Regions from separate parts of the Homo sapiens genome. Here all the other regions are linked to region 3. A link is a contact called in ENCODE Hi-C data. All regions are on one chromosome and are shown on one strand. The core of a region is the stretch at or near the end of the contact, and the rest is flanking DNA. Distances in the headings are between cores, read along the strand shown.

What was found. A loop is a pair of places that touch in the nucleus more often than their neighbours do. Pooled maps may share reads with other maps.
Region 1: a map of ascending aorta shows a loop between it and region 3 (2.9-fold over the local background). The contact joins the enhancer-like site here to the promoter of PRKN in region 3. A Hi-C loop is called at or near these places in 1 of 168 maps with a recorded cell type or tissue (ascending aorta) and 10 of 50 pooled maps.
Region 2: a map of psoas muscle shows a loop between it and region 3 (4-fold over the local background). The contact joins the enhancer-like site here to the promoter of PRKN in region 3. A Hi-C loop is called at or near these places in 1 of 168 maps with a recorded cell type or tissue (psoas muscle) and 5 of 50 pooled maps.

The regions. Positions count from the first base shown.
Region 1 is chr6:161,437,887-161,440,586 of GRCh38, forward strand. All of the region lies in intron 9 of PRKN (parkin RBR E3 ubiquitin protein ligase), which reads right to left. All of the region lies in intron 1 of LOC124901456 (a long non-coding RNA gene), which reads left to right. Among named protein-coding and RNA genes, the nearest start is that of AGPAT4, 170 kb to the left of the region's middle. Within about 2 kb of position 1,330, at least 13 of the 41 ENCODE cell types and tissues checked have a DNase peak (open chromatin) inside an H3K27ac peak, as active enhancers do; they include ascending aorta, where a contact is called at or near this core.
Region 2 is chr6:164,108,463-164,111,162 of GRCh38, forward strand. No RefSeq gene overlaps it. Among named protein-coding and RNA genes, the nearest start is that of QKI, 700 kb to the left of the region's middle. Within about 2 kb of position 1,394, at least 12 of the 41 ENCODE cell types and tissues checked have a DNase peak (open chromatin) inside an H3K27ac peak, as active enhancers do; they include psoas muscle, where a contact is called at or near this core.
Region 3 is chr6:162,726,374-162,729,073 of GRCh38, forward strand. It overlaps PRKN (parkin RBR E3 ubiquitin protein ligase), which reads right to left and starts at 1,393. Exons shown (of 12, transcript NM_004562.3): 1 at 1,289-1,393. The coding sequence starts at 1,295. PACRG (parkin coregulated) reads left to right here and starts at 1,601. Exons shown (of 5, transcript NM_001080379.2): 1 at 1,601-2,018. The coding sequence starts at 1,863. RefSeq lists silencers at 971-1,510, 1,000-1,221.

The DNA of each region.
Region 1 (2,700 bases), core at 80-2,579, 1.3 Mb before region 3:
ATAGGAACACTAGTATATCTACCAAAGGCAGGTTGCTGGTGACTACTTGATTGGTAAACATTTGTTTATTCTTCCCTTGTAATTGACACAGTAATTATATGAGCCCACATCTATCCTCATCCGTTTAAATACAGAGCTGGTGTGAGTCGTACTAAGTCAGGATGATGGTATGTGGGTCCGTGATGCTATATTCCATGGGTTAATATAATCTGCACATCATTTAACTAATCCACTGAGGGAGCTGGTCTGTCCCAGAAGTTTTGTTATTAAATGGAATAGTCAATGTTCTTGTTTTCTTACAAATTCACTTACAGGGAGAATTCTGTTAATTTTTTTTTTTTTTTTTTTTTGAGACAGAGTCTTGCTCTGTCTCCAGGCTGGATTGCAATGGCGTGATCTCGACTCACTGCAACCTCCGCCTCCTGGGTTCAAGTGATTCTCCTGCCTCAGCCTCCTGAGGAGCTAGAACTACAGGCACACACCACCACGCCCAGCTATTTTTTGTATTTTTAGTAGAGATGGGGTTTCACCATGTTGGCCAAGATGGTCTCTGTCTCTTGACCTCGTAATCCGCCCACCTTAGCCTCCCAAGGTGCTGGGATTACAGGCATCAGCCACTGCGCCCGGCTGAATTCTGTTAAATTTTACATACAGCATGTAGGGCAGAAGACATACTTTAAACTCATAGGTTTTCTTACTTTCACTCAGAAGGGAAGGGAAAACAGTACAATTCGGCGAAATAGGAAATCTAAATCTTTCAATGCATGGGTCATGTGGAAACCGAGAGAGAGAAGAAAATCGAAAAATAGATGATGGATGTTGTTAAGGAATTAGTAAACCGTTAAGTGCTCTATCATTATTAGATATTCGGGTGATCATCCCGCATGTAGCTATTTGACCAATGCTGCTTGTAAATTGGCTTAGGAAAATTAACATACATTTTATTAAACTGACGAGTATGCCTTTTACTGAAAGCAAGGAATAGACATAGCCATTTTGTTTAAGAAATATAAGCACATGAGAGGCTTAAAAAGGTAGGGGTTGTATGTTCTCAGCACTGCAGCTAAATTCTTAAATGGAAACTGTTCTTTTAGCAGTTTCAGAGTAGGCTATCTCAAGCTGATTGCTACAGACTCAAATTTTAAGTCGCATTTCTTTCAGAAACAGAAGGAAAGTCAATCTCACTTTCGAAAAGAGAAAGTAAGGTGACCCTTGTCATAGTAACATAATGCAGCAGGTCCCAGGTGTAACCCGGAGGAAAAGGCAGACAAGGTCCTGCGATGCCGCAGCTGAAAGGAAGCTGACGCCAACGGGCTTCTCAGAAGAACAATGACTCATTAGTCCCGGGCTCACGGCAGATGCGGTCTCCCAACAACTGGCCTCCCTCCAAAAACATGGAGGAAATCAAGAGGGCAGAGCCGGGAAGGAGGCTGCATCCCTCGCCTGATGGGGAGCACTCCTAGCAGGCACAGGGTAATCAGAAAAGTGCTTTGGAATCACAAAATGAAAAAACAAGTGTCAGCTGTGGGAGATGTAGAAATGCAAATAAGTACGAATGCAAATAGGCCGGATAAATGGCAGTGTGCAATCACCCAAAGCTCTGTTTACAACCCGAAGGCAGCTCCGTCTGTAATTATCTGGGCGCCATTAACTGCGTGGGAGCAGCTCTCAACGGGTACAAGAGAGATACCACCAGAAGTGAAATGTCCTCTCTCCCGTGATGAAGCCAGATCTCCGAGCGATTCCATCTACACTGAACTAAACCGGTTTGTGCCAAAGAGCTAGAAGTGTACCTTTGGTGAAACAAGGAAGCTAGATTTTTTTTTATTGCTTACTGCGCATCTGAACGTAATTCTTGCCATTAATTAAGAAAACAGATGATAAGAGATTTGGCTTCAATAAACATGTACTGAAAGCTACCACATCATTGAGTTTAATTATGCAAGCAATCTCGTGGGGCAGGTACTATGAGCTCAGATAGACTTGGTCAAGGTCGTCCCAGTAGAGCTGAGATTCGAGCATCAGTATTTTGGGCCTAGGTTTTTTTGTTTTTTGTTTTGTTTTGTTTTTTGTTTTTTTTTTTTGACGGAGTCTCACTCTGCCGCCCAGGCTGGAGTGCAGTGGCGCGATCTCGGCTCACTGCAAGCTCCACCTCCCGGGTTCATGCTACTCTCCTGCCTCAGCCTCCTGAGTAGCTGGGACTACAGGCGCCCACCACCACGCCCGGCTAATTTTTTTTGGTATTTTTAGTAGAGACGGGGTTTCACCGTGTTAGCCAGGATGCTCTCCATCTCCTGACCTCGTGATCCGCCCGTCTCGGCCTCCCAAAGTGCTGGGATTACAGGTGTGAGACACTGCGCCTGGCCTGGCCCTAAGTTTTTACCCTTCCCATTATGTCAGAAGTTCTCAGTTGACAATGTCTGGAGACATTTTTCACTGTCACACTACAGAGTGCCACTGGTGTCTAGCAGACAGAGGCCAGAGACTCTGCTAAACATCCTACAATGCAAAGAACAGTCCCCCTGACAAAGGATTATCCCACCCCAAATATCAAGAATGCTGACACGGAGGTTGAGAAGCCTGGCATTTCCCCATTGCTGCCTCTGGGAGGCTGCCTCTCGGGATAGATTGAATTGTTCTGCAAAGACATGGTCGGCAGACACAGAGGGTTCCCTCACCAGGGGTCTGGGAGTTGCTGGA
Region 2 (2,700 bases), core at 144-2,643, 1.4 Mb after region 3:
CAGACTTGGAGGAAATGGTTACTAAATTTGTCTGAATCGGAAATGCACCTCCTTTAGTGGATATGAGATGGAACGTCGCAGTTGCTTCCTAAAGGTCTCCTTTTCATCATCCTCCTGACCTTTTATAAAAGAAAGAAGCAAAGAGAAGAATGAAAAATGCACGAGTCACTGTTTTACTTCTTTCAACTCCCATCGCTGATGTTGACATGGACCAACAGAGATTTGAAATAAAGCCAGTGTAGCGGGAGGAGTGGTGAACTCCAGAATTTTGGGACTAATCCCCACCATCAAAGGCTGGGCTGTGTGGTACAAGAAAAGCAGGATGTCAGTGAGAATCCGGCATTGATCTCCCCCGTCTACAAACATGAATCAAGACGAAGTTTGCCCCTGCACCCCACCTCACCCTCCCTCTCAACAGGGCCATGCACTTGCTTCTCCTTCCAGAGGAGGGGCGTCCCCGTGCTGCTGGAAGAAGCACTTGGAACACTTTCTCTTTTGCTTCTCTTTTTTTGGGAGGTTGTTGTTTTTGTGGTTGCCATTGACTTCGAGTGTGGCTGGGGGTGAGTTGCCCAATAGTTGTGGTACGTCTCAGACACTCTGTCACCCAAATATGGAACTGTGGCAGCAGAAACACCTTATGAAAATAGCATGAAAATGTGTAATGTGCCATAAATAAACAGAAAGAGACCGCCAGGAAGCTGTGCTAATCACCGCTTTGATGTCGCCTGAATTACTGTATTTTTTAAGGGCCTCGTGTTTCTGCTTGTTTGTTGCGACTCAGCTGCCACTGCTCTATGAAAGGTTGGATCCAGTTTTCCAGCTCTTCTCCCCTTTGCAGTGACAGCTGTTGTCCCTTGACTCATAGGAAAGCGATTTCTCCACCCTTCCCTGACTCCCAGCCCTTTCCTGGCAGGACTCCTGCGAACCTTACTCTTCGTCCCTGCCCTGAGGTGGCCGAGGGTGAGGACGGCCGCTTGGCCTGAGTCCATGCGCTCCCAAAGTTCCTGTGTCATTTGCCAGCCGGTCCCAGGACTCTGCAGCAACGTCCTATTTTTAATCTCTGGTAACCTGGCCTTCTCTTATTTGGCCATGTCATGTCGGGAAATGGAAGTTTGGCTTGACTTATGTAGCAAAGAGCTTGTAGGAGCACAAGCCCCTCGCTGAGCAGAGCTTGCAGGAAGAAAGCCCCAGATCCTTCAGTTTTGGGTTGCCAGGGCTTTCTGGCTTTGCCTACACCTGGCAGTCACTCAAAAAAAGTCCCAATCCTGAATTGCTTCTCATAAGTCTACATGTTCTTAGGTTTGATAAGAGCTCAAGGCTGCTCTCCTTGATTTTAAGATTCTATGATGTCACAAAGCGCAGGTGAATGCCAGACACTGTTTCCTTTCTGTAACTACCCAGGTAACCACTTGCACAAGTGACCTGTGGGCAGCCCTGGTGCAAGTTCCGTCCATGCCCGGGGCAATCCCGGCTCCACTGCTGGGTCCAGGAACGCCCTCTTGTGGTTGGAAGAGCTTTGACCGACTTTATTTTTTTTAAAAAAGAATTACATTATTAAACATTTTCTCAATTTTTGTGTTTTATCTAGTCTTGGGAGTGAAAAATGCTAGTTTTTAGTTGAGGATAAGTAGGGGGGAGAGAAATTAGAGGTAGTTTTACCATCATCATCATTGCTGTATTCAAGCCCCAGTCCACCGAGCTTGTCCTTCCAGCCTGGACATTGAAGACGTCTCTTTAATGGTCTCTTTGCCTTCTGGATTCTGTGCCCTCACCTGCGTCAAAATTAAACTAAATTTTCTTGAAACACTTTGTTTGTTTTTGTCCCTGCTTTGTTCAGAAAATGTGAAAAGCTGCCCTCTGGATAATTTAAAGGCTGAACCCTTCATAGGCTCTAGGTTCTTCTAGAGTCTTCGTAAACCCAGTTCGTCCTCTCCCAGGAGCGTCTCTGTCCATCTCACCACGAGGTCCTCATCGTGGCCCTTTGTGGAGGCTTCCACTTTAATCCCTCGAAGTTTGCAATTCATGTGTTTTTGCATCTTTTATCTTATGAAAACAATGATCTATCTCCCTATCTAGATGATCGCTCATGGGAAGGGGCCAACTCTTCACTTTTTCTTCCTCTTTGGTTCATATCAACGGCAGCAGCAATGGTGATAATGATACATGTGGCTCTTTCACTACCCACCAGGCACTGGAGAAACTCTGTGTGAGCATCAGTTTACCTAATCTCACAGAACACTGTGGCGTCCACATTATTAGTCCCATGTGACAGCTGGAGCAGCAGAGGTGTAGACAGGTCCTGGAGGTTGTCCTGGTTGTAAGTGAGTAGGAGAGGAGGCCAGTGCGGCATGCAGGACTGCGCTCCTGACCGTGTTGTCTGTCTTACAAAAGACCCTGTGATATGAGTTTGTTTCGACAGTCATAATCGCAAACATAACGATGAAACGTTAAAGTTGTCTGCTTTCAGACACGAATATAGAAAAAGATTTGGAAAAATAAAGCTTATTTAAAAATATTATACATTATTGAATATACAAGAAAATATATGACAAATGCAAATTAAGTTCTATCTCTCTGATGCACTCTCGTGGGTAGATAAATGATCATTACATCTTACGAAGCTGCTGCCTCTGAGTGGCAGAGAGCCCAACCAAAGGGGCTTCAACAGCAAGGAAACTGGCCACCCTCACTTGGTGGGCT
Region 3 (2,700 bases), core at 143-2,642:
TTGCAAGTGAATCTTACGTAAATGTCACCTAAAAAGAGCTCAAGAAGACTCATAAAAAATATTTTTTTCGTAATTTGATTAACTTTCAAGTCATTCACCAAAAGTCAGACCATGCTAGAAAGGGAAGAAAAGTTGGACAACATTCTTGTTTTACCACAAAGACCATGCCAGTTAGCTGGCTTGATTCTCCCACTGATGGGGAGAATGTTTACATTTTAACAATAACTTCACAAATAAACAGATGTAAGAAGTGTTTTCAGTGCATAAAGATCATATACTTTATAAATCCACCTCTCATCTTTCTTCTGGACAGACCACATCTGACTTCGAACGTACTTACTGCAATCAAAAGTGTTTTGTAAAGGACCCTCCTCAGGAATAAACAAGCTCACTAAACCCTCCATACATAACCTGGAGAAACCTCCACAATAATGAAACCCCATCTAGCACTGTTTTTCAAACATATGGTGCATTTCCATTAATTTTCAGGGATAGCCCCTAAAGTAACTTTTGGCTCAACAACCCTGGAAGAGAGGACCTTTGCTCATCTTACACATCAAGTGTTCATGAACAACTCTGATGCCACTAAGTTTCGTTCACAAACTTGCACCTCGGTCGTTCTTTTACAAAAAAAAAAAAGAAAGGTTATTTTGCAAAAGGCAATAGATTTAATCTTGGCTACTATTTACTCTTAATGTTTCTTTCATCTCAGCCCTCCAATGAGAAGTTTAAAAGGAAACATCCGAGGGAGCAAGTTTAGATCTATCTGGAGGAGTTTCTGTGGAGCCAGCCACCCTCACCAGGTGCCTTCCATTAGAGTTTAATGCTTTGCTGCGGTTTCCTGAAAGAGCCCCACAGAGAGTGGGTCTCGATGGGTCCTGAACCGCACCACAACCGGCCAGTGAGGTGAGGGGCGAAGGTGAGGGGCGGCGGCGGGGCGAAGGTGAGGGGCGGCGGCGGGGAGAAGGCTTCGGGACCCCACACGGTCCGGGGGACCGCGAACGAGGAGCGGGGGTGCGGGGCCGCCTGGCGTCCCCGTCGAGGCGGTCTTCATGAGAACGCTCAGAGCAGGGGCGGGCAGGCGAGGGCTTCGAACGCACACACTGGGGCCCCGGACCCGCGTCGCTGAGCTGGGGAGCCCGGCGGCGCGGGCCGGGGACGGCACGGGCACTTTGGCCCCGTCATTGACAGTTGGCACCGGGGGTCCTGGTCGGCCGAGGCGGGGCGTGGCGCCATACCGGGGCGTGGGGCGGCGCAGAGAGGCTGTACCTGGCAGGTACCCACGTACCTATCATGGTCACTGGGTAGGTGGCGGCTGCGGGCCAGGAACAGGCCCATGCGCGCAGCGGCGCCAGCCGCGCCTCCCACCAGCGGCTCTCCTGGGTTAAATCCTCCAGGCCTCCCCGCCCCCGCGCCCGGCCCTAGGAATGCGCACGCGCGGAGGGCGCGGCCCAGGGCCTGCTGGGAGTCGTAGTTCTAACGCGTAGTTTCTCCTCACGCCTCCTGCCCCCAGCCCCCCACCGCCGCCCTTTCCGGCTTCAGGCCCAGCAATCTTACGTCACCGGGGGGCGGGGCTATGCGCCCGCCGTGTTGACCAGTCGCTTAGCAACCGGGAGGCTTACCTTTGGAAGCTTGTTGCAGCTCTAGCCAAGGTCCTGCCCTCTTCCCGCCCCGCCCCTAGGGTCCAGCTCCCTTCACCTAGGAGCTGCCAAACATCTGGATCAACCTGGGCACTACGAGGGGTTGAATTTCTACCATTATCGCGCCTTTTGATATTTTTTTCCAGACCTCCTGCTCACATCCGTAAAGCCCACTGATTCTTTTACTACACTTTTTATGAGAACAAGACATTTTCTAGGAAGATGGTGGCAGAAAAAGAGACCCTGAGCTTAAACAAATGCCCAGACAAGATGCCGAAGAGGACCAAGCTGCTGGCACAACAGCCGCTCCCGGTGCACCAGCCTCACTCTCTGGTTTCTGAGGGTTTCACAGTCAAAGCCATGATGAAAAACTCAGTCGTAAGTGATCTTCCTGAATTAAATGCACTCGCTCTGAATCAGGGGACACGAGATTTACAGAGGTTGGCCAGCCTTAGGATGGACTCTGAGCCATGTCCTGGGTGGTCTTTGCCAAAAAAGGCAGTTACTTGGCAAGTAGCAAACGGTGCCCCACAGTGTGTGGGGGGCAGGCTAGGTTGTTAGAATCTTGGGCAAGTGATGTACTCTGCCCATTTATAAGCACCTTCCTGATAACTTATGGTTTCTGGACCGCCCAAAATTACTCTTAAGCTATTTACACGAGGAAAAAAGATCCCCTTTACTTACTAATTCCTAACTAGCCCCACTCAGCAAAGGGCCTTATAGAAGGTGAGTTCTTAGAAATCATAAACTCTTGCAAAATTTAACATGAGCTGATATACAACCGGGAACATAAACTCATGAAATAATCTATAATGAGAAATTTCTTCACTTCAACCTAGGAAATTTTAGAATATCCTAGCATTTGCTCTAACAACACTTGTCTCTTACAAAATGATGTCATCTTCTTAGAGTACTGAAAGCCAACTTAATATGAACACTGTTTCCTGACAGGCCTTTTAAGATGATGTGCTTTAAACAATACAAGCTTTAGCTCATATATCTCTGCTACTAATACAATTCATATTTCATCTCTATTATTTGTAGTAATAAAAATAAAATA